Linked DNA regions of Homo sapiens: region 1 is linked to region 2. A link is a loop called in an ENCODE intact Hi-C map of the cell type or tissue named here. Cell type or tissue: HCT116. All regions are shown on one strand. Region 1 overlaps ZNF608 (zinc finger protein 608). Region 2 has its middle 440 kb from the start of CSNK1G3.

What was found. Peaks named below come from ENCODE experiments on the same cell type or tissue, not always from the same donor. Only the 100,000 strongest peaks of a DNase experiment are listed, where the experiment ranks them.
Region 1: a loop joins it to region 2, with 2.0 times the contacts of the local background. A loop is called at or near these places in 5 of 110 quality-filtered maps.

What each region holds. Positions count from the first base shown.
Region 1 is chr5:124,738,002-124,740,501 of GRCh38, forward strand. All of the region lies in intron 2 of ZNF608 (zinc finger protein 608), which reads right to left. Among named protein-coding and RNA genes, the nearest start is that of ZNF608, 7.4 kb to the right of the region's middle. RefSeq lists enhancers at 1-38, 647-1,254. In HCT116, a CTCF peak has its summit at 1,494 (motif pointing right); no DNase peak of the experiment used is centred here; H3K27ac peaks cover 116 bases.
Region 2 is chr5:123,948,622-123,951,121 of GRCh38, forward strand. No RefSeq gene overlaps it. Among named protein-coding and RNA genes, the nearest start is that of CSNK1G3, 440 kb to the left of the region's middle. In HCT116, CTCF peaks have their summits at 1,346 and 1,582; no DNase peak of the experiment used is centred here.

The DNA.
Region 1 (2,500 bases), 790 kb after region 2:
ACGTAAAACCAACAGTGAACATTTTTTAAAGAATAAAACCCATACTAACTAAATACTCCCAATCCAACATCTGTATATGCAGTTACAACATTTATATACACACACCTATGACATACCAGTTACAGGGCACCAATATCATACACATATTACTTACTCTCTAATGACAGTCTAAGTCATCACTGAGGCAGGGAGCTCACCTGTTCTCCATCCCTTTAATCTTCAATGACTACATTAGGAGAGTATTATGATCATTTATCAACAAGAATCCTAGCGAAGAAGGGTTATTTTCCCTAAGATGTTGCTAACAAGGATAGCCCAGTATTTCCTTAGTTCTGACTTCCATATAACACAGGAATGTAATACAAGTAATTTAGGAATAAAGTGTTTTGTATTCAAGCAAAACCCTTGATGTTCAGATTGCTGGCAAGTTCAGAGTGCTGGCAATCAAAACTATGTTGTGCTGCAGTAATTACTATGAAAAACTTCCAGTGCTTAATATTAAAGAATAGAATAACATGATCCTGCCACCTCTTCTACACCTCTAGAGTGTGTTCAATGTGGCAATTATCTTCCTTCAAGAAGCAGAGAGTTTAAACTGCATTGAAACTCAATTATACTCATGACTTTTGAAAACATACACTCCAAGTCAGGTTTCATCACATTCAAATCACTGCACAATATCTTATGAAACAGATTTTATCCCCCTCCCACAAGACATCTTCAAGCATAAAAATGACTTATTTTCAGCTCTGTACCCACTTTTCACTTTATTAAAGTAGAGGGATGGCTGAGCAATGCTGAAAGACAAAGAAGGATCTCAACTGATAAAAACAATTCAACGTGCAGCTCTCCCACACGTCATTACCCAGGCAGCCTAGAGCTGCCACCACGTTAAAAAACCAGATCACACACTTGTTAACAAAAAACACATTACTTTGCTACTTTTAAGAATGCAAAGAACTAGGAGTAGTAGATTTATGATTTAAGTGCTTGTGGCTAAAATAGCTTTCCAATTATCAAGGGCCTCTTAGGAAGAGCAAGAATGCATTATGTGTTAATGACCACAACCAGGGGTCCCTTTCTCGACTCTTTTGTCAGAACCCAAGCAGATCCTCCCCGCAGCTTCACCATTAACATGTCTGTTTCCTGTCAGGCCACTCAGAGATAATGTCATTTATCTCAGGGAGGCACAAGCCCAGTCATTAGCTTCAATAAAAGACCTCAAACAAAGGCCGGATAATGTTTTACCCAGGGCTCTAACTAAACCCAGAACCAAGATTCTTAGTGTCTAAAAGTCAAGGACTCAAAAGTTACCCTTCCTTAAAAGGATATTTTCCTCATTATCAACAATCCTAGATTACAGCTCTGAACAAGAGCAAGGTCTATGTATAGTAAACACCAGTCCACAGCAATATCACACACAATTAGATTAACTGATAAACGCTGACCAGAGTTGGCGTGAGAGCCTTTTCCCCTCCTTGCCTCCAGGGGGAAAATTGACAGAATAATTCAAGTACTGACTAAATAGTCAGATCTTTGGAAAAGCTGACCGCTCATTGTGATTGCCTGCAGGAACTGTATAACCATTATAAAGTGTTCAATGGCTGGGCTTCTGGAAATCTTTTAAATAAAAGTGGAACTGGTTAAAATAAATGCAGGAACATGTGTTTTCACAGTGTTGCTCATATTACTGCAATTTCAAGTTTCTATGAAGTACCAGGTGAACTTTTTTAAATTAAAAAAGAATACACGCGCACACACAGACACCGTCGAAACTGGAGCAAATCGCAGCCATTCAATCCCTCTTTTTCACGCTGAAAACGAAGAACAGATGGTACTTTCCATGTTGTTCGAATCTGGTTATTGAACACCTCTGTGGTTAGGGAGATTTCTGCTTAGCACTTTCGGCATACATTTCATTTACTAACTATAAAATGCTGCTTAGGAAAAATAAGTCTTTATAACAGTCTAATTAAAACCATCTTGCAGCCAAGCAATTTCACTTGAAGAGCATTCTTAACCTCACGACATTTGGACTATCAATCCCTCCCCCCACCGTTTTTTACAGACTATTTGCAAAGTTATTAAAAGTTGCAAAACATTATTTATCTCCTATAGGACAATCTTGATCAGTTATGCATATTCCTTCTCTCTCCAGCAAAGCAAACGGATTTCACACACCAAAGTCAGAATTCAGTGATGGGTCTGATTACACAAATACCTAAGTTCCATGTGTTCTTGGGGAAAGGGCAGCCCCCTCCCTCAAAAAGCCCTGTCACCCTGTGAGGAGGCCTATAGAAAAGTAAGGAGCTGGATCAATGCTGATTTGGACGCCACCCTTAGTTACCAACGTCTTTAACAGCTAAACCTCTTATGTAGCTTTCAAAACAGTTTGCTGTCCGACAACAATGGACTCTGTTCTTTAATTATAGCAAGTGACCCCTCTGCCCTTTTATTTCACAGTAGATACACTACACTCTAGGCAGAATTCATATGGGAC
Region 2 (2,500 bases):
CACAGTGTGGAAAGGGAACCAGCGGGTTGCCATTGCTAGCTCAGGCAGCCTGCTTTTATTCCCTTATCTGGCCCCACCCACATCCTGCTGATTGGTCCATTTTACAGAGGGTGATTGGTCTGTTTTACAGAGAGCTGATTGGTCCGTTTTGACAGGGTGCTGACTGGTGTGTTTACAATCCCTGAGCTAGACACAAAAGTTCTCCAAGTCCCCACAGAGCACTGATTGGTGTATTTACAGACCTTGAGCTAGGCACAGGATGCTGATTGGTGTGTTTACAAACCTTGAGCTAGACACAGAGTGCTGATTGGTGCATCCACAATCCCTTAGCTAGACATAAAGGTTCTCCAAGTCCCCACCAGATAAGCTAGATACAGAGTGCTGATTGGTGCATTTATAAACCTTGAGCTAGACATAGAGTGCTGATTGGTGTATTGACAATCCCTTAGCTAGACATAAAGGTTCTCCAAGTCCCCACTAGACTCAGGAGCCCAGCTGACTTCACCTAGTGGATCCCGCACTGGGGCCGCAGGTGGAGCTGCCCGCCAGTCCCACGCTGTGCGCCCACACTTCTCAGCCCTTGGGCTTTGGATGGGACCGGGTGCCACGGAGCAGGGGGTGGCACTCCTCAGGGAGGCTCAGGCTGCACAGGAGCCCATGGCAGCGGGGAGGCTCAGGCATGGCAGGCTGCAGGTCCCGAGCCCTGCCCCACCGGGAGGCAGCTAAAGTCCGGCGAGAATTTGAGAGCAGCACCAGCAGGCCGGCATTGCTGGGGGACCCAGCGCCACCCCCGCAGCTGCTGGCTCAGGTGCTAAGCCCCTCACTGCCCGGGACCAGCAGTGCTGTCTAGCCTCTCCGAGTGCGGGGCCTGCCAAGCCCATGCCCACCCGGAACTCCCGCTGGCCCGCAATCGCGGCGCACAGCCCCGGTTCCCGCCCGCGCCTCTGCCTCCACAACTCCCTGCAAGCTGAGGGAGCTGGCTCCAGCCTCAGCCAGCCCAGAGAGGGGCCCCCACAGTGCAGTGGTGGGCTGAAGGGCTCCTCAAGCATGGCCAGAGTGGACGCCGAGGCCGAGGAGGCACTGAGAGCAAGTGAGGGCTGTGAGGGCTGCCAGCACACTGTCACCTCTCAATGTCATTTGTATAATCAGGCCATATTAAAAAACGAGACACACACACACAGAGACACACACATATACATACCGCTGTCTTCAGGAAGCATTGGAGGACTTTGAAATTGAGAGAGATTCTGCATTTACCCCCAGTCCCAGTGGGAAAAATGGTGCTTCCTCATGACGTATTTCTAGGCCCTGCATGATAAGCAGCAGGGTCGTGCCTGTCCTTCACTTTTCTTCCAGCTGGGGACATCAGGTGCTCTCTGTAAGGGCACTTTGAAGAATAGGCTGACACTGCAGTGCACTTGGGAAATGGTGTTTGAGAGACAATAAAAGGGGCCCTGGCTTAAAGTACATTAAGGGATCACAGGAGTACATCTTGACTGCATTTTCAGATCTTTTGATTCAAAGACACACATCTTCTTATCTCCCAAGGGGTGAGGCCAACCTAGCAGAGAATATAGACAGAGCGTAGCAAATAATCTTGCCAACCGCACATCAGAGATAATTAGTGAGAACACTGTAAGGGGTTCCTTGACTGCCTCAGTGCAGGGTAAAAATGGATCAGGGAGGAAACGCAGGGTGTGTGCTGAGCCACCAGCCTAGGTGTGCGAGTCAAGCGTGCACCACGGTGGCACTGAAATGGTTAACTGCCCACTGGGCCTACACTGGGAAGCAGAGGGATGTTATATTCTCACTGTCTGGCAGCGTTGCTTGTCTACTACCTTCAGATATTTCACTCAGCGGTCTTTTCCACAGAATAATAAAAGGCTAGAGCCTGTGAGAATGCATGAGTCTGGGCAAAAAGAAGGCCAAATCGAATCCTTGAAACAAAAACAGGTTTGGACTACATGTGCAGTTCAGACTCAAACCATCCTAGTTCCACTACATACATACATACAACATACATACATATATATGTATATAATTGCATGTGTTACTTTTTAAATAGAATTTTAGATTATTAACCATAAAGGACAGGCATATAGAAAATTAATTAATATAAATACTCAAAACTGTGAAAGGAAAAGAAAGTGAATATGGGAAATTGAAGGCTTAGGAATAGTTGTGATGAACTTTCAAATTTCCTTCAGAGTTCCCTGTTAGGCAACTTTACTTTTCCAGGTAAAGCCACATGCATCTAGCGTCTAGTAAATCTCTGTGAGTCGTTAAAGAAACACCATAGAATGTAGACTTCTCATTCCCTTCTGTAGCCAATTGCCAGGAAACTCACAGCACGTATTCCCTCCAAAAGTGTCCTGGCTTTCTAATCAGAGATGCCTCTCTATTAGCAATGCTAAATAGAATAAATCTTGCCAATGAAGTTTTTATTAGGAGTAGTGTCCATGGAGCCACATTTTATCACAGACTGCCAAATAATAAAGAG